Linked DNA regions of Mus musculus: regions 1 and 2 are each linked to region 3. Evidence: chromatin loops called from intact Hi-C (ENCODE). Cell type or tissue: heart. All regions are shown on one strand. Links, peaks and the distances in the headings refer to the core of each region. The heading gives the core; the rest is flanking DNA.

Region 1 (7,982 bases), core at 1,866-6,865, 300 kb before region 3:
TCTTCATCTTTCTGGCTCCTGGTAAGTGAAATTCCTACTAGCTACTTGTCACGAGGAAAAAAAAAAAAGATGGAGTTCTCTTTATTTTTATTGTGTCTTCCTACTTTCTTTCAGTAAGTCCTCTTTTTTTCAAGTTGTGAATAATTTTTTTTCTTGTTTCAGATCTGTTACCTGTGTCCAACTGCTATTATTTCTTCCCATGGCACTGCAGAGCCTCCTGACAGGAGTCACTAGCAGTGTCTTTATTCCAGTGACTTAGTCTTTATGAAGCAGATGGGATGTGACTGCAAGCATGCTGTGCCTTTTCTGACCCACTTAGTACCATTCCATCTGAATCCATTGAAGCCATGTGGCCACTGGGCCCAGAGGCTCTGTCTTCTCTGGATAGCATCACTTGCTCCTTTCCCTGTTCCGTAGCCACATTGTCCTTCGAAATTTCTTCCAGGGACAATGTACATTCTTGGCCGAGGCACTTTATTTTTTTTATTATTTTTATTAGATATATTCTTTATTAACATTTCAAATGTTATTTCCTTTCCTAGTTTCCCCTCCAAAAATCCCCTAACCCCTCTGCCCTTCCCCTGGTGCACAACCCACCCATTCTTGCTTCCTGGCCCTGGCATTAACCTATACTTGGGTATAGAACCTTCACAAGACCAAGGGCCTCTCCTCCTATTGATGACCAACTTGGCCATCCTCTGCTACATATGCAGCTAGAGACACATGTCCCACCATGTGTTTTCTTTGATTGGTGGTTTAGTCCCAGGGAGGTCTGGGGGTACTGGTTATCTTGTTCCTCCTTTGGGGCTGCAAACCCCTTCAGCTTCTTGGGTACTTTCTCTAACTCCTTCATTGGGGACCTTGTGCTCTGTCCAATGGATGACTGTGAGCATCCACTTCTGTATTTCCCAGGCACTGGCAGAGTCTCTCAGGAGACAGCTATATCAGGCTCCTGTCAGAAAGCTCTTGTTGTCATCCACAATAGTGTCTGAGTTTAGTGGTTGTTTATGGGATGGATTTCTAGGCGGGGCAGTCTCTGGATAGTCACTCCTTCAGTCTCTGTTCCAAACATTGTCTCTATAACTCTTTCCATGGGTATTTTGTTCTCCCTTCTAAGAAGGATCGAAGTAACCACACTTTGTTCTTCCTTCTTCTTGGGGTTCATGTGTTTTGCAAATTGTATCTTGGGAATTCTGAGCTTCTGGATTAATATCCACTTATCAGTGAGTGCATATCATGTGTGTTCTTTTTTGATTGGGTTACCTCACTTAGGATGATATCCTCCAGATATGTCCATTTTTCTATGAGTTTCATTAAAAAAAACATAAATTCATTGTTTTTAATAGCTGCATAGTACTCCATTGTGTAAAGGTACAACATTCTCTGTATCCATTCTTCTTTTGAGGGACATCTAGGTTCTTTCCAGATTTTGGCTATTATAAATAAGGCTGCTATGAACATAGTGAAGCATGTGTCTTTATTACAAGTGGAAACATCGTCTGGGTATATGCCCAGGAGAGGTATTGCTGGATCTTCTGGTAGTATTATGTCCAATTTTCTGGGGAACATTCAGACTGATTTCCAGAAAGGTTGTACTAGCTTGCAACCCAACCAGCAATGGAGGAGTGTTCTTTCTCTACATCCTTGCCAGAATCTGCTGTCACCTGAATTTTTGGTCTTAGCCATTCTGACTAGTGTGAGGTGGAATCTCAGAGTTGTTTTGATTCATTTCCCTGATGATTAAGGATGTTGAACAGTTCTCTAGGTGCTTCTCAGCCACTCATTATTCCTCAGTTGAGAGTTCTCTGTTTAGTTCTGTACCTCATTTTTAATAGGGTTATTTGGTTTTCTGGAGTCCAACTTCTTGAGTTCTTTATATATATTGAATATTAGCCCCCCATCAGATTTAGGATTGGTAAAGATCTTCTCCCAATTCGTTGGTTGCTGTTTTGTCTTATTGGCAGTGTCCTTTGCCTTACAGAAGCTTTGCAATGTTATAAGGTCCCATTTGTCAATTCTTGATCTTACAGCACAAGCCATTGCTGTACTGAAATTTTTCCCCTGTGCCCATATCTTCAAGGCTCTTCCCCACTTTCTCCTCTATAAGTTTCAGTATCTCTGGTTTTATGTAGAGTTCCTTGATCCGTTTAGACTTGAGCTCTGTACAAGGAGAAAAGAATGGATTAATTTACATTCTTCTACACTCTAACTGCCAGTTGGACCAGCACCATTTGTTGAAAATGCTGTCTTTTTTCCACTGGATGGTTTTAGCTCCTTTGTCAAAGATCAAGTGACCATAGGTGTGTGGGTTCATTTCTTGGTGTTCAATTCTGTTCCATTGATCTACCTGTCTGCCAGTGTATCATGCAATTTTTGTCACAATTGCTCTGTAGTATAGCTTGAGATCAGGGATGTTGATTCCATCAGAGGTTCGTTTATTGTTGAGAATATTGTTTGCTATTCTAGGTTTTTTGGTTATTCCAGATGAATTTGCAAATTGCCCTTTCTAACTCTTTGAAGAATTGATTAAAGTCTCAGAAAGATCAGGAATTCAAGGCCCATACCTAACCATAATAAAAGCAATATACAGCAAACCAGTAGCCAACATCAAACTAAATGGAGAGAAACTTGAAGCAATCCCACTAAAACCAGGGACTAGACAAGGCTGTCCAATCTCTCCCTACCTATTCAATATAGCACTTGAAGTCCTAGCCAGAGCAATTAGACAACAAAAGGTCTACAGATCAAAAGGATACAAATTGGAAAGGAAGAAGTCAAAATATCACTATTTGCAGATGATAGGATAGTATACTTAAGTGACCCCAAAAATTCCACCAGAGAACTCCTAAGCCTGATAAACAGCTTCAGTGGAGTAGCTGGATATAAAATTAACTCAAAGAAATCCGTTGGCCTTTCTCTACACAAAGGATAAATGGGCTGAGAAAGAAATTAGGGAAACAACATCTTTCACAATAGTCACAAATAATACAAAATACCTTGGTGTGACTCTAACTAAGGAAGTGAAAGCTCTGTATGATAAGAACTTCAAGTCTCTGAATAAAAAGAAGAGCTTCATTTTAGAAAGTAGAAGAAAGTTACCAAAAACAGCTTCAGGGTGGCCTTCTCACTCAGCAAGATACCCACACCTCTGAGCTCAGAAATCAAAAGGTGACTTTAAAAAACCCTTTGTAACATTGCAAGTTGGTCAAACAATACAGGGAGTGGAGAAGTAAAGAAAGCCCCTATCCCACCCCACCTCTTGAACCACTTTTTTTTAACCAAAAACAGAAAAGACAAGAGGGTGGGGCAGAACGAGAAAGCAGGAAAGTAAAGTGAAAGAAAGCAAGTTTGTTTCTAGTAATTACTTTCCCAGTAGGGGGAGAAACGGAGATGGAAGGGACATGGGTTTCATCTTGGGTGGTAAACATTATCTTAGGCGAGTCCACATGCAAGGTGCGCCGTTGCCTACTAATTTAAAGCAGGCGGGTGTTTGAGCAGTTGCCTTGGAGGTGAAAACGCCCAGCCACCACGCTGAGATTTGTCTCTTCTTCACATTCTCTCAAACTAGCAAGAGAAAATAAACAGGGTCTCAAACGTGGTGCTCAGCTCTTTCATTTAGTTTTAAGACAAACAGCCTGGAACCTACAGCTGTGTGTGACTCAGACCCACAAAGCAGGAAACTTCAAAAGCGCTTCTTGGTTCTTTCAACTCTATAGAAGCAAATTGATGAGACTGCTCTCCTATTATTTAAAGCCTTCCACTCTTTGTGGACCTGACATGACCTTTGTGCACTGGAGGAGGCTGAGGCCCCCACAAAAGAGAGAGAGGGAGAATTCACTCTGCAGCAGCAATTATAGAGCTTGATGAAAACAATCACCAAAAAAAAAAAAAAAAAAAAAAAAACCCGACAGGGCAAACACATCCTTGTAAATTAAATTGGGTAAACTGAACAACCACAACTGACTTGACTCGTCTTTGAGATTCCTGGTTTTCAAATCATGTCCTTTATTAGCTGGTATACATGTACGTATATATGTATGTGCAAATGTACATGTATATGTAGAAATATATATAATAATGAAGTATTGGAGACAAGATTAATTACAAGAGTTGATTCTAAGGTATTTGAGTTGTGTGATATTGCACAGTTCTGTGGGAAATAGTCTGGAAATGAAAAGTTAGTCAAACATGAGTGTTCTAACCTAGAAATGACCTGTTAAAGAGCACTTCCCAAGAAAACTACGATTATAATGAAATCCTTTTTTTTTCCCTCTTTTAACTATTTTTACCACGTTTTTAGGATCATGAGGTTACTAAAATTTTAGCCAAATGATACACTTTTCAAATTTACTAGATGAATATTATCATGGTGACCATTAGAGAATTTAAGTTATTGCAGACAAGACTTCCTGTGGGAATAGCTAGGTTTATAGTAACAAACTCGAGCTGTGTAACCTGCATCTTCTTTCTCTTTCCATCGTTGTGAAAGCAGTCCCATGAATGTGGCAGCTGCTCTGCCCTGCCCTGCCCTGCCCTGCCCTGCTCTGCTCTGCTCTGCTCCACTCCACTCTGCTCTGCTCTGACTTGAATGCTGGTCTGTCTTGAGAATGGATGGTGGCCGGGTTTCTAGGAACCAGACAATAGCCTCAGCGAGCCATCCTTCTGAGCAATGCCTGCCTCTGGCTCTGTAGTGAGGCTGCTTGGTAACAGGATTTCTAGAAAGTTCTAAGAATTGCAATTTAAAGAAAAGGAAGACAGGGACGTCTTTCCTGTGGACTGGAAGCTAGTTATTTCTCACATATGTTATCTTTTTAACATTTCACACACGGGCCGATATGAGCATGTGATTCATCCATGTAAATACAAAGACACAGATGTACCAGCAGATGAGACTGTAGCCTCCACAGCCACGCTGAACAGAGATGCCTTTGTAATGGACATGAAGTCCACAGTATCTTTTGATTGTACTACCACCATCTTTCCTTAATTCAATGGCTCTCTATTACCTGCTGTGATGCTTCTTATAAAACCCATAGTGCTTTGTACAGAACAATTCACAAGATGGATGTCCATTATCTAGCTATTGTGGAAATGTTCTTTCAGAATTAAGTGCGTTTCCTTCTGCAGATGTGAGGGGTTTATGGGGCTGAGGGGAGAAATGAAGGTAAGAGGGAAAGAAGGGCAGTCTTATGTAGCTCACCGTGTTCTTTAGCTATCGGCAGCTCTTCTTTTCCTCAGTACCTATGAAGTATATTTTCCATCTTTATCCTTTTAAATTCTGAGCACTACAAACAACAAGCTTACGGAAAACCTGAGAGCAAATAGTCAAGCAGTACAGAACCTGTCATTTTATTTCTGCATTCAGAGAAAAAGTATGAAGTAACACCTTGTCCCCTTGAGGAAATTTCACTCTTCTGTAATCTATAAAGTAAGTCACAATAAAATTATTTATAATATTAATTTTACTTATTGAAAGCAACACTAGTAAAGTATAATAAGATGTGAAGAAGCAAAAACAAATTATTAATATATTCTGGGTAACTCCAATTAACTATGCAGACCCTTGGCCACTTTCCTTGAAACAATGTAAGACATTCTATTTGGTTCATTCTCTGCTAAGGGGATGGTTGTCTACTAATTATAGATGTCTCTGATTGGCAGGATTAGTATAGCAAAAATGGCTATCTTGCTGAAAGCAATCTACAGATACAATGCAATTCCCATCAAAATTCCAACATAATTCTTCATAGAGTTAGAAAGGGCAATTTGCAAATTCATCTGGAATAACAGATTAATTGTGGCTTCATAGAACAAATTGTTCCTTCTGTTTCTATTTTGTGGAATTAATATTAGGTCTTATTTGAAGGTCTGATAGAACCCTGCACTAAACACATCTGGTCCTGGGATCTTTTTTTTTTTTTTTTTTTGGTTGGGAGACTATTAATGACTGCTTCTTTTTCTGTAGAGGTTATGGGACTGTTTAGATTACGTATCTGATCCTGATTTAACTTTGGTACCTGGTATCTGTCTAGAAAATTGTCCATTTCATCCAGGTTTTCCAGTTGTGTTGCGTATAGGCTTTTGTAATAGGATCTGATGATTTTTTTGGATTCCCTCAATTTTTGTTGTTATATCTCCCTTTTCATTTCTGATTTTGTTAATTTGGATACTAAGGATTTATCTATTTTGTTGATTTTTCTCAAAGAGCAAGCTCCTGGTTTGGTTGATTCTTTGTATAGTTTTTTTGTTTGTTTGTTTCCACTTGGTTGATTTAAGCCCTGAGTTTGATTATTTCCTGCTGTCTACTCCTCTTGGTTGTATTTGCTTCTTTTTGTTCTAGAGCTTTTAGGTGTGTTGTCAACCTGCTAGTGTATACTCTCTCCAGTTTCTCTTTTGGAAGCACTCAGAACTATGAGTTTTCTTCTTAGCACTGCTTTCATTGTGTCCCATAAATCTGAATATGTTGTGGCTTCATTTTCATTATACTCTAAAAAGTCCTCAATTTATTTCTTTATTTCTTCCTTGACCAAGTTATCATTGAGTAGAGTGTTGCTCAGCCTCCATATTTATGTGGGCTTTCTATTGTTATTGAAGACCAGACTTAGTCCATGGTGATCTGATAGTTTGCATGGGACTATTTCAGTCTTCTTGTATCTACTGAGGCCTGTTTTGTGACCAATTATATGGTCAATTTTTTCAAGAAAGTACTATGAGATGCTGAGAAGAGGGTATATCCTTTTGTTTTAGGATAAAATGTTCTATAGATATCTGTTAAATCCATTTGTTTCATAACTTCTGGATTTGTGGAAAGATATTGTGGAAATTTGTTTTTGTCATAGAATATCTTGGTTTCTCCCTCTATGGTAATTGAGAGTTTTGCTGGGTAGCCTGGGCTGGCATTTGTGTTCTCTTAGGGTCTGTATGACATCTGCCCACGATCTTCTGGCTTTTATAGTCTCTGGTGAGAAGTATGGTGTAATTCTGATAGGTCTGCCTTCATATGTTACTTGACCTTCTTCCCGTACTGCTTTTAATATTCTTTCTTTGTTTTGTGCATTTGGTGTTTTGATTATAATGTGACAGCAGGAATTTCTTTTCTGCTCCAATCTATTTGGTGTTCTGTAGGTTTCTTGTATATTTGTGGGCATCTATTTCTTTAGGTTAGGGAAATTTTCTTCTACAATTTTGTTGAAGATATTTACTGGCCCTTTAGGTTGGGAATCTTTGCTCTCTTCCATACCTATTATCCTTAGGTTTGGTCTTCTCATTGTGTCCTGAATTTCCTGGATGTTTGGGGTTAGGAGCTTTTTGCATTTTGCATTTTCTTTGATGGTTTACTAGGTTTTCTTTTTTATTGTTTCTACTTCCATTTTTAGATCCTGGATCATTTGTTCAATTCCTTCACCTGTTTGGTTATGTTTTCCTGTAATTCTTTAAGGGATTTTTGTGTTTCCTCTTTAAGGGCTTCTATCTGTTTACCTGCGTTCTCCTGTAGTTCTTTAAGGAAGTTATTTATATTCTTCTTAAAATCCTCTACCAGCATCATTAGATGTGATTTAAAATCCAAAACTTGCTTTTCTGGTGTCTTGGGGTATCCAGGACTTGCTGTGCTGGGAGAACTGGGTTCTGATGATGCCACCTAGCCTTGCTTTCTGTTGGTAAGTTTCTTTTCTTTCTTTTTTTTTTTTTTAATATCCCTACCTCTTCAACATAGTACTTGAAGTCCTAGCCAGAGCAATTCGACAACAAAAGGAGATCAAGGGGATACAAATTGGAAAAGATGAAGTCAAAAATATCACTATTTGAAGATGATATGATAGAATATATAAGTGACCCTAAAAATTCCACCAGAGAACTCCTAAACCTGATAAACAGCTTCGGTGAAGTAACTGGATATAAAATTAACTCAAACAAGTCAATGGCCTTTCTCTACACAAAGAATAAACAGGCTGAGAAAGAAATTAGGGAAACAACACCCTTCT
Region 2 (7,982 bases), core at 1,866-6,865, 1.9 Mb before region 3:
ATTTGTCCTGGGCAATCCTGATATGGGCTTCCCATCTGGACAATCCAAATAGTGGAGAATTAGAAAAACAAGGTTACTATGGACATTGTGTTTGCTAACACAGCTCACCATGTCATTTAGCCTACAGCCTCGACAGCTCTTTTCCTTTTAACAACTAGAGATGCTTTTTAGTTATGCACAAATAGAGAAATGTGAAAACCTGAGGTTGATAGAAATGAATAGGAAGACCAATATGTCTTTGGAAAGATAATTTTCTATTGAATCCAAGCTCTAACAGAGGATTTACTAAGCATACAAATTGAAGTATGAAGCTCAGGATGGTGGTACTCACTTGCAGTCCCATCAATCTGATGCTAAATAAGTTTCATCCTTCAGCCAACCCGAGCTAATTACAGAGACCCTGCATTACAAAGTCAGAACACAGGCATGGGGTTTGTTTCATCATGCCCGTTCTTTCCTTGTTCTTTGCGTTCACATGATCTTACTATTAAATCTAGTCTGTCCTCAGAAACCAAGCAAGCTCAGTTTCTTACTTGTTCATTCTAAGTCACTGAAAAATCCCCAAGAGGCATAACGCGTTAGTCAAGTCTTATTCTCTTTTATCAAATTCTAAATCATTCATTTCGAGAACAATGAAATAATGATGTTGAGGTGTATTCTCTGCTCATGAGAGCCTTGTGTTGCTGTGAAGAAAAACAATCTGACAAAGACACCAAGTGGAGAGCTAGGGAAATACTGTGTACACTTCCAATTCAATACCACATGTATAGCATCTTTTCACATCTGTATTCTCCTGCTGCTTGAATGTATTTTCTAAACTGATTTAAATACCCTTATTGTTTAAAGACAACATGTTCTTTCTACTTTATAGTTTCTATCATATTTACCTTCCTGATTTAACCAGACGAGAAGTTTGTTGGCCTTTCCAGCAAACAAAGATAGCATAGTTGAAACTTGTGTATAATTTATATTATATACATTCCTGTATCAGCCAGAGGTCTTTAACTTATAATACATTTCCTCATTATATCCTTACAGCCATTTAAAGTAAGGATCCATATTATCACCACACTCTAAAGAAACAACTTTAACACAATCACACATTGTTGAACATTGGTTGCAAGCCATCTTCAAAGAAGCCCTACTAAATATGATCAGGTTTGGACTCTGTTAAATTGTTATAGGCAATTAAAAGGAGCTTTATTCCCTCGCTCATTACTACATGACAAAGAATTATTTGAGCTCTTTGCCCTGATGTTAATTTTTCCAGACACTTTCTGGCATATATATAAACTTAAGAGGTGATCTTGAAGAAGTCGTTAGAAACTGCTTTCCCCTTTAAATTTAAAGTACCTTTTAATTGTTTCTTTGCTGATTTCTCTTGGGTGCTATTTAAAAGTTGGGCGCCTATTTCTAAAAATTCATCAGCACAGAAAGCCAAGTTCTAGAGCACAGGATTAGTAGACGTACTTAAGGACAGGTTTCTCCACTCTCACTCAGTTTCTAGTCACAGTCTGGTATCACCAGCTAGAGAAAGTGTTTTGTTGAATTACAAGGATTTTAAAAATCAATTCCTTGACTACTTCCCCCATCTCCTTTTCCAGATCCTTCATGAAATGATGGAAGAAATTGACTATGACCGGGATGGCACTGTGTCTCTGGAGGAGTGGATTCAAGGAGGAATGACAACTATCCCACTTCTAGTCCTGCTGGGCTTGGAGAATGTAAGCCTTTGCAATGAGGAGGGAGAGTGACTGGGTCAGTAGAAAGTTCTTTGGCAACATTTGGTGATCAGTTGCCCAGATCATTTTCTATCATTGAGCCTGTAACAAGTTGCTCAACTTCTAGTAATCCCATGGCGCAATTGTGTGAAGCACAAATAGATGTGAACTATGCTGCGCATGTGGAGACAGGACACACACATGGATTAGGGATTAGGAGTGGCTCCAGCTTTAGGAATACATAAATTGGATTAAGGAGATGAGCGTTCATCTAATATTCATCTTGATTTCCCAGTTCTTTTACTGTCGCTCTCATCTTGTTGTTCAGAAGACCAATGGGATTTCAGGCATGGTCAGAGGGAGAAAACTTGAAACACACATAGAAATTATCATTAAAATAATGGAATAAAATATTAAATACAAATGGTGTCATTCAACATTCTGTTCTTATGCATATTTGTTCATTTTGAGAGCTCAGAAATTAGCTTGATGGTAAAGCTTATCTGGTAAGTACAGAGATCCAGGCCCTGCCTCCTGTATTGTCAAAAAGGCATGAGTCACAGAAAGATTATAAAAAGAAAAAAGAACTCCTTCCATGGGTGTTTTGTTTGTTCCCAGTTTTAAGAAGGGACAAAGTGTCCACACTTTGGTCTTTGTTCTTCTTGAATTTCATGTGTTTCACAAATTATATCTTATATCTTGGGTATTCTAAGTTTCTGGGCTAATATCCACTTATCAGTGAGTACATATTGTATGAGTTCTTTTGTGATTGGGTTACCTCACTCAGGATGATGCCCTCCAGCTCCATCCATTTGCCTAGGAATTTCATAAATTCATTCTTTTTAATAGCTGAGTAGTACTCATTGTGTAAATGTACCACATTTTCTGTATCCATTCCTCTGTTGAGGGGCATCTGGGTTCTTTCCAGCTTCTGGCTATTATAAATAAGGCTGCTATGAACATAGTGGAGTATGTGTCCTTCTTACTGGTTGGAATATCTTCTATATATATATCCAGGAGAGGTATTGTGGGATCCTCTGGTAGTACTATGTCCATTTTTTTGAGGAACCGCCAGACTGATTTCCAGAGTGGTTGTACAAGCTTGGAATCCCACCAACAATGGAGGGGTGTTCCTCTTTCTCCACATCCTCACCAGTATCTTCTGTCACCTGAATTTTTGATCTTAGCCATTCTGACTGGTGTGAGGTGCAAACTCAGGGTTGTTTTGATTTGCATTCCCCTGATGATTAAGGATGTTGAACATTTTTTCAGGTGCTTCTCAGTCATTTGGTATTCCTCAGATGAGAATTAAAGGATGGACCATCTAGAGACTGCCATATCCAGGGATCCATCCCATAATCAACCTCCAAACGCTGACACCATTGCATACACTAGCAAGATTTTATTGAAAGGACCCAGAGGTAGCTGTCTCTTGTGAGACTATGCCGGGGCCTAGCAAACACAGAAGTGGATGCTCACAGTCAGCTAATGGATGGATCACAGGGCTCCCAATGGAGGAGCTAGAGAAAGTACTCAAGGAGCTAAAGGGATCTGCAACCCTATAGGTGGAACAACAATATGAACTAACCAGCACTCCCCAGACCTTGTGTCTCTAGTTGCATATGTATCAGAAGATGGCCTAATCGGCCATCAGTGGAAAGGGAGGCCCATTGGTCGTGCAAACTTTATATGCTCCAGTACAGGGGAACACCAGGGCCAAGAAGTGGGAGTGGGTGGGTGGGGGAGTGGGGGAGTATGGGGGACTTTTGGGATAGCACTGGGCATGTAAGTGAAGAAAATGCCTAATTAAAAAAATAAATAAATAGAAGAGTAAAAACAAGCAGTGTGTGAAGAAGCAACTTTGGGTGCCACTATACCAAGGCAGAAGTAAGAAGGTTGGCATTGCTTGCTATGTTGGTTGGATTCCCTGTTCAGTTTGCAACTTGCCCGTTTAGCAACCTGTTTGTGGCCTTCATTAAGCTTATCCTCCTTGTTAGTTTTTCCTTATGAAGCCCTAATAAATCTCCTACTTGGTACATCAAAAAAAAAAAAAGAAAGAAAAGAAAAAAGAAAGAAAGAAAGAAAGGAAGAAAGAAAGAAAGAAAGAAAGAAAGAAAGAAAGACACACACAAAGGAAATAACACATTCATTCACCTTGAAAATAAATGAGTCAGTAAGCTTTTTACTTTCTATGTTATATGTGATCTCTAATTTTTATGATAATTTGTCATACATCCCATAATTTTTATAAGCGTTACACAAAAGCATAATGTCAGCAGGCTAGCTAGGAAAAACACAAAAGGAGAACAAGAACGTGCTAATGGTTAAGGATTATGGTGGGGGAGTGCAGCTGCTCACTGATTTATGCGAAGACTTGCAAAAACACCGCCTTCCAGAAATTAACCTCAATATTTCAAAATTGAAATTTGTATATTCTAAGTGGAATACGTGGATAATACAAGCGTAGGCAGAAATCTGAGAGATATGTGTGGGACATTTGGTTGTCTGGAGCAGGTGCTGTCCCACAGTGGGTCAACACCTGCTTAGCATGCCTTAGACCACAAGTTCCAGGCCCAGTTTCACAAAAAGAAAACAGAGCAGAAGCAAGAACTTTGCTTTCTGAAACAAGGGAAGGAACCCATCACAGGGGAGAGTTTGTTATTTGTATTTTAAGGCAAAAAATTTTTTGAGAAAGTATTTTTGTTTGGAGGTACTTATTTAGCAATTCTTTAAAAGTTATTTTATAGAATGCTTGGTAAAATTACAAAACCATAGCATTTTTAAACTACAGGCCTATAAGAATTTAAATCATGGTATTTTAAAGTAATAGACCTTTTCATTTTAGTGTGAATAGTTGATGATCTTTAACTTTGATATCGTAGCAGTTAGTCATATGTAGTTTAATGCTATAACTGTATTTTAAATGCTTTATTTTTGGGTGTAACAATATCATTCAATGAACAGAGATCAATATGAACTATTTCCTTTGAAATTGGGACTGTGTTCCCAATTGTAGCCACTAGATGGCAGGGCTACATTGCTTAATATGAAGAGAGCTCTTTTAAATATGGGAATAGAGAATTTCACCCCCTGTAAAGAACAATTGTAAAAAAGAAATTTCACTTCTTTCGTGCTTTTATAAACATATAGTACAAAAATTTAAAATCATTTTTAGTACAATGAATAACTCCTGTAATACCCAATCACCGTATACAGCAGAAATAGTCTCATGTTCTAGAAGACATAGCAAATGTTTGAAAAAGCAAGAAAAGAACTGAGACCCTTGAGTGATGAGAGCCACTGATTTTAGGAAGTGAGACTCACTTCACTGCAGCAAGCAGCTAATGTGCTACCGCTCACAGAGAGCTCGAGTTATGACACCGTGTGCCCTCCTTCTCCCCTACCTTGGCGTTAGGCTATTATTGTAAATCTGCGTGATTCATCTCGAAGTTGGCCACTCATAAAAAGTCTGCCTTAATAAATTGTCCTAGATATTCCTGTGTATTGTCAGTTATGATTGTGGGGAATGGATGCTAATTAACCACATGTGCTAAATGCCATAGTATATTTGAAAGTAACTGCAGTGCCATCGAGATGACACAGACAAGAGTGGTCTCCTGGGTGAGCTTGATTTGAATGGGAACCATGGCACTGACGATGTGATTGTACTTCATTGGTTCTCTTCCACACACTTCATCTAGCTTCCTCATTTTCAAGAGTGTAGACTCTGCTACATAAAATCTCAGGATCTGATGCTGACCGAATTAGTAGAGAGTGGATACAATTTATTTTCTCGTCCGAGAGATTCTAGAGACTTTACAAATTTCAAAACAAACTAATCAGTAAAGGACAAAGTATCACAGTGAAAGGAAATTAGGAGTTTTCATAGCTTTTTTATTCATGTAGTTATGCCCTCCCTTATCAGGATTTGTCAGTAAATAAAGTGGATTTTTTTGTTCATTTGCTTCTTTTCTATTTGTTTGTTTGTTTGTTTGTTTGTTTGTTTGTTTTCTGGGTTGAATTTTTGCTAGACTCTTATATGACTCAGATTTATATTAAAAAAAAGAATGAAAATTTTATCTCCCAAGGGCATTGATATACAAGGTTTACTTGAAGTGGTTAATAATAGTAATCTTCATCTTCACCCTTTTTCATCTTGAAGCATAGAAACAAAGCTCTCTTTAGAACATTCAAAAAGAAAGGGCCTAGTTTCACTAGAATTCACTTCAGAATATTATCCTTTTGAAATCCTGACAGACAGCCAAGTTCTCTGTGCAGGTCTCAAAGCTTTGAGCTCTGTAGACAAACTTCCACAGGGATGGAGACACACTGAGAACTGGCCCATAGATTCTAGCTGGACCTTAACCTTGGCTCTGACAGTACTCAGTAACTGGTGCTATTGACTCCAGCAAGCCTTGCTCTCCTTGTCCATTTTCCTGAGAGCCCTACAAGTGCTGTGTGTGGCTTTATCTCCACCAGGCCCAGAAGTTTACTTAACACACTTTAAGCATCATCAGTGAGTACAAAGAGTGGCCCGCACTTGCAGGAAGCTCTCTGGTCTCTGACAGAAACATAATACTATGGCTAATCTTTTCTAAAGTATCAGTGAATAAAACTGCTACTCTTTGTTAATAGCCACTGCTTCTTTAGAGACTTTTGTATTAATAAATACAAAAGCAAAACCAAGAAAAATTTTATTTCTTGAGACAATTTCATACACACACACACACACACACACACACATATGTGTGTGTGTGTATATATATATATATATATATATATATATATATATATATATATATATATGATGATCAGTTTTACTCCCGATTTCACCTCCAGTTCAACTCAGAGCAATTTTCCCATGCGTGGGTATAGGGCCATGCATTGTAACAGGGGTAATCTACTCCACCAGTGGCCACAATCCTAAAGAATGAAACCCTAGCGTTCATTGAAGTTATCAACCTGGGTGTCATGACCCTTTGATGGGGCTGACCATCTCTTTCACAGAGATCATCTGACACCATCAGAAATCACAAATATTTACATTACAATTCATAATAGCAGCAAAATTACAGTCGTAAAGTACCAGTGAAGATAATCTTATGGTTGGTGGCTACCACAACATAAAGAACTGTATGAAATGGTTGCAACATTACAAAGGTTGAGAAGCACTGCTTTAGCAGGCCTCAGCCACCAATAGCATCCCAGTTCAGAATGAGATCTCATGAGCCATCCATACCTGAATATTGGCTGCCTTGATATTTGCGAATCTTGTGCAGGTTTGCACATATGCTGTTGAGTTCAGAAGTGCAGTAGCCTTGATGTCCAGAAGACAGTATTTCATAACGTTCTTCCTCATACATCAGCTCATGAACTGTTTCCATGTTTTCTTCTCAATTCATGTCCCTTGAGCCTTGGCATGGCAGGGATAAAGGTGTCCCATTTAGGACTTGGCACTCACACTCACTTACCTTTAACACTTTTCACCAGCTGTTTGAATTGACTATTGCCTGTTGCAAAAAGAGGTGTTTTGACAACAGTTTAAAGATGTCCTCCAGTGCTTCTATAAACATAAATATTTTGAAAACAGTCTGGACCCTTTAGCCAAACAGCCATAGCAGGGAGAACCTCAAGGTCTTGATTGTGTACCTGGATGTGGCCTCTTTTGGCCTAAGCTGAATTTGAATGGAAGTTTTTTCATCTCATTACATGTTTTCAAAGAAATATGATAATTAGTCTTTATATGTAATATATACTATGTGTTTGATTAAGAACATGGAAGGGTGTTTGATTAAGAACATGGAAGGGCACATTTTTCTTCTTACTTTTGCTTGAATTAATAACAAAGAAGTAATACATTTCCTGATGAGAATTAGAGGTGACAGGCAGAGATTTGCTTTGACTAAACTAAATCCTATTTCAAAACTGAAATTCCACCTTCCAGGTAAAAGTTAAAACGTATAATTTGGTTAGGAAGTTTCCCCCCACTCTCCATACATGGATCAATCTATTAAGAAGTTACAAAACTAAACAAGATTCAGAAGTTCATTACAAGTTATTAAATGAAACTTCGTATAATACTTTGCAGGACGACATGGTAGACACTTTGATCGGAGCCCTGGGGATGGCAGGCCCCTTTTCTGAGTGCAGAAAGTAGTCTGGGAATTGGCAATTGACTGACTCGGCCCAGATGTCAATACATCTCTCAATACATTATTTTTTCCCTAGACTTAATAAAGCCCAACTTTATTGTTAATCAAA
Region 3 (7,982 bases), core at 1,501-6,500:
GGTATCTGACTGTTCAACAAAACAAAGCTTTAATAGCATCCATGAGGGCAGACAGGCAAACCAGGCTGTAGACACTCTTCAGCTTGTCAGAAATCAGACCCAGGAAAACCTATTCCACACCAATATAAAAGGTACTGCCATTCATCTCTTCTTTTTCTGTTGCCGCAACATTTTTCTCCTTTTAATTATCATATCATGTAGTTTCTCGAGTCCTTCCTTTAGCCCATCTCCTATGATTGCACAGGTGGGCTGCAAATGCCAAGGAGTCGATGAGCTCAGTTCCCCCATTGCTAACAACTTCTCAATCTCTGAGAGAGAGAGCGAGTTCCTCAGGTCTTGTTTATTAGCAACTATAAGCACAGGGACTCCCTGATTTTCGGATATCCTAGTTATTTTATGAAGTTCAGTTTTGGCTTCTTCCATTCTCTCAACATCGACAGAGTCCACCACAAACACAATACCATCTGTGCATCGGGTGTATGACTTCCACAGTGGTCTTAACTTCTCTTGACCACCTACATCCCAGAAGTGAAAAGTGACTGTTTTGGAATTGCCCAAGGTTACCTTAATTTTCTCAGTGTTAAATCCTTTGGTAGGTACGGTATTTACAAATTCGTTGAACTGCAGCCTGTATAAAACTGTTGTCTTTCCAGCACAGTCCAAACCCAGAATAACAATGTGAAAGGACTGAAAGGACGGCAGGCTGGACAGGATGGAAGTCTGGTCTGACAGTCCATTCCCCATTTCCAGCTGCAAATGGTGTCTCAAACTGAACGCGTTCTTCTTATCTGCTTACAATTTCTCTTCCTGGGTGATCGGGCTACGCGATTGCTGGGGAGGAAATGAGTAAGTTATTACTGTGAGCACATTAAAAATGGGGTTTCTCTACTTTCGCCAAAAATAAGCACATGAGGGACTTAATAAAACTTGCTGTGAGTAAACACACCAGATGAGGTAGTAGATGTATTCAATCCAAAACAAACGATGCCTAACTGTCACCCAAAGGCTTTCTTCGATCCACTCTAACTGCAGTAACGTGTACTTTTCTCTATTCTCTACGATCCCCGAACCTCAAAAGCTCATTCTGAAGACAACCCAGGCGCCACTATCTGGTGCCGGTCACCGTATCCACCACTAAAGTGCCTTTTCTTAGCAGAAAACTCAAAAAAAGCAGCCCTATCTGGGAGATCTAACCAGGCACGTCTCACCCGGCACCCAGGCTCACTTTCCTGGCTCCGTCCCCGCTACCAAAGCTCTCACCTCCCGGGCTGGAGTCGGGATTCCAATGGAGGGACATTGGCTGATGTGTCTCTCTCTCTCTCCCCGCGAGGAACACGCCACAGCTCCTCTCAACCGAGACCTCCGCGCCGCTCTGGCGGACGCCCCACAGGGAAGCCCAGACTCGGCCTCTGGCCACGCCCACCCTCACGGCCCACCCAGGCCCCGCGATCCCATTGGTCAGCGCGTCAGGGCCGCCCTGCCACTCCCGCCCCGGCGCCCTAATTGGCAAGGGTGCCTGCCACTCCCAGGGCGGCAGCGCCAGGGCTCGCTCTCGGCCCTCCGGCACCACCTGTTGCCCTGAGTGGGAAACGAGCAGGCATCGCAAAGGACGCCGAGCCCCTGCTGCAGGTCCGGTCGCTCGGCCGCCTCGCGCACCTGCAGCATGGGCCACGGTGACGCGGCCCTACGCGGCGGGAGCGGCCCACCGCGCCTCAGCTCGCCGTGCGCCCAGGCTCGCTGGGCCGCGCCAGCCCCTCTACACACCGAACGCCTCCGGCAATACTGCCTCCGCCCCGCCGCAGGCCTCTTCTCCAACATGACCCCGCGCCACTCACCTGGCTGACGGTCCTCCGTCGTCCCGCCTCCGCGGCTGTCAGCCGCCGGGGAGTCTGTCCCCGGGCAGCGGCGAGGCCTGACGGCGGCCGGGCCGACGCCGCGCGCCAGCCGGGCTAACGGTGCTCGCCAGCCTCGCTCCGGGCCGCGGCTCCGCCCCTCGCGCCGCGCCTGCCCGCGGGGGTCGCGCGCGCGCGTGCTGGCCGCGTCTCCTAGCAACGCCCAAACAAGGTCACGTTCCAACCCTTTCGGCGCCCGCCGCCGGCGCAGACGGGCGGGGCTTCGGCCGCGGGTTCTCGGTCTTTCTGCCGCCCCAGGCTGGGTGCGGGAGGGCGTCGCCGGTACCGCCCCTCTTCCTGTCACCCTAGGGCGGCCTCTGGGCGACCGCGGTGTTGATTCAGGGTCCTTGATGTTGGAGGACACTGGCCGGGTGGGTCCCTTACGTCACGTCACAAGGCAGCCTGGGGGAGTCTGCGCTGCCGCCCTCCCTAGCATGTGCTGGCTAGGATGGTAGCCTACCTTTTGTAAGCCAAGCGCTACCTCCTAAGTGAGTCTACGCCCCACAAGTTGGAACAGGAACCAATGCCCCTATTAAGGAGGAAGAAACGCACTTTGGAAACGCTAAATATTTCCAGTAGCCCAAGAAGAACGGGTGATGAAGCTGCAGCTGGTAACTTATGACTAGTGGTAAAGCACATTGGGCTCCATAGTGTAATTGTGTACCACTATGTTTGGCCTTAGGAGGCAAACTGTCGTTTTTGTGAATATTCCAGTCTTTGTAAAAACAGAATGAACCAAATTGGTCATGAACCAATTATAAAACGTGACCAGCAATCTTTTAAAGATGTTTAGAAAAACAAACAAAGGGCATTTTAAAGCTTGGTAGAACCTACAAGAAATTTTTATCTGGAAGGCTATAATAATAGTGCAATTTAAAAGTGTATTTTAAACTAGATTCTGGCCAAGCACTTGAGAGGCAGAGGCAGGCAGATCTGGATGCTTCAGGGCCAGCCTGGTCTACATAGAGAGTTGCAGGCCAGCCAAGGCTACGTAGTAAACCGTGACTCAATAGATACATAGATAGATAGATAGATAGATAGATAGATAGATAGATAGATAGATAGATTGTAACTTTCCTAAGAAATTTCCTGATCTTAAAATTACCATAGCCAGTAGTATTTATTTTATGAATAGTAGAAAGGATTGGGCTTCTTTCTGTTGTTTTTGTTTCTTTGTGGTTTAGTTTTTCTGTTGTTTTGTTGTTTTGGTTTTCGGGGCTTGTTTGTTTGGGTTTGGGGTTTTTTGTTTTGTTTTGGTTTGGTTTTTGGTTTTGTTTGTTTGATTTTTGGTTTTGGTTTTCAAGATAGGGTTTCTCTATGTAGCCCTGGACCAGGCTGGAATCAAACTCAGAAATTTGCCTGCCTCTGCCTCCCAAGTGCTGGGATTAAAGGCATGCACCACCCTCACCACTGCTCACCTTATTTCCATTGTTTTTAATAGCTGATATAAAAATCTAAGGAATAATAAGCACAGTGCCTAGCTTTAAGACAGCATCATTAATTTAGGAAGAAAAATCTCAAATGGCATATTCTATAAAGTTATTGAATGTAATCTGAACTAAAGATTGTAACTAAGTATGGGCTCTCATTAGCCAGTTACAGTTATTAACATAAAAAGGGAGAAAAGCTTTTGTTCAAGAACTGCTCTCCTTGGGAATTTTAACAGAGATTCTTTATTAAGCTTGAATTGCTTGCAAATCTCCTTAAATAATTTAAGGTAAAACTGCACCATTTATAGTATTTTTGAGATCAAGATCCTACAGGTATTTCATGCTCGGTTCCATTTTTGCAGTCATAGACACAAAGCAGGTGAGATCTGACAACAGTGAGACTCCATCCAGCCTTGCAGAAAACATCTTGCTGAGCTGCACTTCAGTGTGTTACTCTGAGCTTTTGACTAGAACGGCCACTAGCAGCCTGCAGCCTGTGAGTTCAATTTGAGAGATAAGTATTTTTCACGTGTCTTTAAGAACTCCAACGGAAAGAAAGACTATTTAATATAGACAGACCATCTGTGCCCCTAAAAAGCTTCAATTATTTGGCATCTACTGCTATACAGAAAAGTGTTTTGTATGCTTTATCTATAAGCAATAATATCCATATAAAAACAGCAGCAAATGATTAAAAAGCCACAAAATTTCTGAATCCCACTCTTCATTTTGCTGCACGGAGCCCATGTAGGTGTTTTACTTAGGTGCTCTTTGTTCCAGAAGGAGTTACCTTTGTGCTGCAGTTGAAGACCTGCACTGCTGCATCCTGAGGTGTCCTGGAGAACATCTGGAGGGTCTGTGGGAGATTTTATTTTTTGAGGGCAGCACTGCCATCTGTTGTAATGTGTTTGAAACTACAGCTGTTAAGTTTGCATCTACCTAAATATGGGCAAGTTTGAAACTCTCCTGAGACACTGACAAGGTTAGGCAGACACTAGGGCCTGACAACTTTCACTTTTTAGTTTCAGTTCTCCAGACTCAGCTCAAGACCTCTCCTGTCAGAACCATCAAAAGAGGAAGCAGGGATTGATGATCATATTTAAGAAGGTGTTCTGATTAACTAATGACAAGCCATCTTGAGCAACTATTTTTAAAATGTATAAGTTTTCCTTTCCAATAACTATGCTGGTGAACTGACACTGTTTCCATTTTTAACCACATCTCCAATATCAGAACAGTTCTGATGTTTGTTCTCCCTCTAAGACAGAAAGCGTGAGGGTCCATTGCTGTTGTTCTCAAAATTTCTCAATGTACCCCAAGATTTCCCCTCTCGTTCTGACAGAGCTAAGGAGAAGGTCAGTGTGCCTGCTGGATACTGGTAGGTTAAAAAGATCATAATGCAAGAAGACTCTCACCCTTCAGTTTCTCTGAATCTTGTTCTATATTTTCTCTCCAGGAAACCTGCTCCAAATTCTGGTGCAGATCTCAGTAAAAAGGTTTTTATTAACAGGCTGAAGTGTTTCAATTCACTGGAATTGGCACACTACACATTGGAGCCAAACTACCATGGTTCAAGTCATGCTCTGTCAATGTTGACTAGTCTCTGATCTCTATTATATTAAGAAAGGTGAGGGCTGGAGAGATGGCTCAGCAGTTAAGAACACTAACTGCTCTTTCAAAGGCCCTGAGTTCAATTCCCAGCAACCACATGGTGGCTCACAACCACCCATAATGAGATCTGACATCCTCTTCTGGTGGGTCTGAATTCAACTACAGTGTACTTATGTATAATAAATACATCTTTGGATCAGAGTGAGCAGGGACTGAGAAAGCAGAGTTGACTGGAGCAAGCTGGGCCAATCAGAGTGAGCAGAGGTCCTAAAAATTTCATTCCCAACAACCATATGAAGGCTCACAACCATCTGTACAGCTACATTGTACTCACATACATAAAATAAAAAAATAAATATTGAAGAAGAAAGAAAAGAAAGACAGACAGAAAGAGAAAAGGAAAGAAAGGTGACCTTTCTCAATGTAGTCCTAATTTTTTTTTTGCCCTACACAGTTTTGCAGAGAAATATGAGTCACAGTATTAATGTGTATTTAATTTCTTATTTTACTTTATTGTAGCACAATAATATATAGAAAAATACAGATATGCAATTATATGTAAGTGAATATGCTCTGGACTTGCTTGTGCTGTGTACTCAATGCTTAGTCTTCAGTGTGTTGGTGTGGAGACGATGAAAACCATAAGAGATTTACCTAATGAAGGTAATTAGATCATGATGGTACTGCCCTCAGACAGGACCATGTTGGCATCAAATAGCTAATCACTAGAGTGGGCTATTAGAAAGAAGGATGAGCTTGGTTTGTCCTCTATCTCTTACTTTCTCTTTCTCCATGTTTCCCCTTTTCTGAAGACCTCTGCCCTGAAGCCCTCCACCACAGCTGACGACATCTGCACCATACTCTTGAACTTCCAAGGCTATGAAGTACTTGAAACTCTTGTGTTTATAAATTACCTATTTTAAGCTGGGTGGTGGTAGTAGCACATGCCACTTTAATCTCAGCACTCAGGTAGCAGAGGCAGGTGGATCTATGAGTTTGAGGCCAGCCTGGTCTACAGGGTGAGTTCCAGAGCAGCTACACAAGACAGCTACACGCACACACTAAGGCTTGTGCTTGACTCAGTGCAGTAGGTCTATAAATGGCTCTTCAAGACACAGATAAGAGGATTTCCATCTGACTAAGCTAAGCATTCTCCATTGGAGTCAAGAGAAAGGAGGTTGACCCCTCCTGAGAGTGAGCTGCTGGGTCTTTCTGCCCTTCCTGTGTAAATATTGCACAGATATGCCAAAATGCTTTGAAAGAATGCCAGTGTGTCAGCTTGGGAATGCATTACCTTGTTTGAGAAGAGCCTTCTTCGCCTCTCTTGGTATTCACTCTAATACCTTTCACTTTAGATTATTACTTGTGTTTGACAGTTTAATGTTTTGTGTGTGTGTTTAAACAGAGACCACTCTGCAAGGATCAAAACCACCCCAGGATTCTTTAAAGAGTGGGCTGATAAATCTGAAACCACCCCTTAATGAGTCCTAATGCTTTTACATTTTAAAATTTGCCTTTTTCACAAATAGACAAAAAGATTCTTCTGCTATATGAATCTAATTAGGAGAAACTAATATTTCGTTATTTGTGTGGTCCTTTATTTATTGTGAATTATTTATATCCCTGTGCACATTATTTAATATGTCCCCGTGCACATAATTTAAATCATACTTTTATTTTAAGAATTTTGAAAATTGGATGTCAAAGAACTTAATAAATGCCTCATAGTATCTTAAAAACCAGACATAATCATGTCTAGGTGAGATGAAAAGGGTCTACTTATTGGCATAAAATCTTGATCCTGATCTGATCTCTTCTCTTCCCTTGTTGGGAAAGGGAAAAGCATAGATTCTCTTCACAGAACACTGCAGAAGCATGACGGCTAATTCATGTGACAAGCAGACAGGTGAGTTCACTGAGTGCCCTGACTGTAGTGACAAGAAAGCTGAATTGGGTATATGTTTTTGACCCACCTTTGTTTGACATTTTCCCAGTTTGGACAAGCTAAGCTGCCTTGCTTCAAGCTTTTTAAACCTTATAGAACCTAGAACAGTAGAGACCCTGTAATCTGACTTAGAAAGATTAGTCACAAGAAAGAATTATAGTGATTCTTCTCCTTCCCTCATTGTGACCAGTTATTCTAACTCAATCTTGGACTGGTCTAGTAATAATTCCAGTATTAGAGATTCCTAGAGAAGACAGCTAAAATCTTAATTACCTAGCAAAGTTAATTTGGAGCACAGCCTCCACTCCCATAGAAGCTGCAGCCACCTCCCCCACACCGGGAGCTCTAAGTCTAAGCTTGATCATTGCTAAATTGCTATTGAATGGAGTACCTGGACTTCCAAAGTACCAAAGAAGCTTTCATACTGTTACTTTTCACGGTCTTGACTTTGTCTTTCAAGCAGGTCGGTCAATGCCCTTCAACCTGACTGCAGCAGGTGTACAGCCTCACCTCCAACAGCGCAGGTGGCAGTTATTAATCTTCATCAAGAAGCATTCTAGTACATAGTGTGGCTTTGGTCTGAGTTGGGAATAAGGTGTGCTAATGAGGGCTGGACAGTCAATGACGGGCACTCAGATCTCGGAACCATACCAGTCTAAGACAGAGGTACATGCTGTGGCTGTTGATAACACACCACAGAGCCAAGTTTTGTGTCTAATATAACACAAACTAGCTGCACGTAGCCTCCAAGATGGAATTGCATGGTTTGGGAAGATCTAAGATTTCCTAAGACAGGCGCGGCCGCCAGCCACCATAACTCCCAGGCAGGACTATAGAGCATAAATAAATTTTATGCCTTAGTCCAGCTTTTTAAAAAAATATTAATAACAGGGAGGAAAATGTAACCTCCTCCAGCCTAGGCAGGCTGGTTCAGACCTTATACCCCTGAGGTGGGGCCACCTTCAGTGCAGCTCCTCAGACTCAGCTAGTTTCCTTTGATGCCTACCACCTGCCATGAGGCCAAACTGTTTTTCCTAGATTTTCTTGAGTTAACTGCAACCTGTGAATTTGGCAACTTACTGCTAAAAGGCTGTCCTGACAACT

What was found. A loop is a pair of places that touch in the nucleus more often than their neighbours do. Peaks named below come from ENCODE experiments on the same cell type or tissue, not always from the same donor. Only the 100,000 strongest peaks of a DNase experiment are listed, where the experiment ranks them.
Region 1: it touches region 3 in a loop (2.6-fold over the local background); 7 of 42 quality-filtered maps call a loop at or near these places.
Region 2: it touches region 3 in a loop (5-fold over the local background); 3 of 42 quality-filtered maps call a loop at or near these places.

Annotation. Positions count from the first base shown.
Region 1 is chr12:39,737,807-39,745,788 of GRCm38, forward strand. No RefSeq gene overlaps it. Among named protein-coding and RNA genes, the nearest start is that of Gm24434, 120 kb to the left of the region's middle. In heart, for the core only: no CTCF peak of the experiment used is centred there; no DNase peak of the experiment used is centred there.
Region 2 is chr12:38,125,660-38,133,641 of GRCm38, forward strand. It overlaps Dgkb (diacylglycerol kinase, beta), which reads left to right. Exons shown (of 26, transcript NM_001361686.1): 9 at 1,605-1,724. Among named protein-coding and RNA genes, the nearest start is that of Gm52011, 240 kb to the right of the region's middle. In heart, for the core only: a CTCF peak has its summit at 4,745 (motif pointing right); no DNase peak of the experiment used is centred there.
Region 3 is chr12:40,036,003-40,043,984 of GRCm38, forward strand. It overlaps Arl4a (ADP-ribosylation factor-like 4A), which reads right to left and starts at 1,985. Exons shown (of 2, transcript NM_001039515.1): 1 at 1,836-1,985; 2 at 1-831. The coding sequence starts at 744. The coding sequence ends at 142. Arl4aos (ADP-ribosylation factor-like 4A, opposite strand) reads left to right here and starts at 2,075. Exons shown (of 3, transcript NR_166749.1): 1 at 2,075-2,503; 2 at 3,685-3,818; 3 at 4,103-5,296. In heart, for the core only: CTCF peaks have their summits at 1,571 and 4,220; a DNase peak (open chromatin) is centred at 2,139; H3K4me3 peaks cover 1,170 bases; H3K27ac peaks cover 1,171 bases.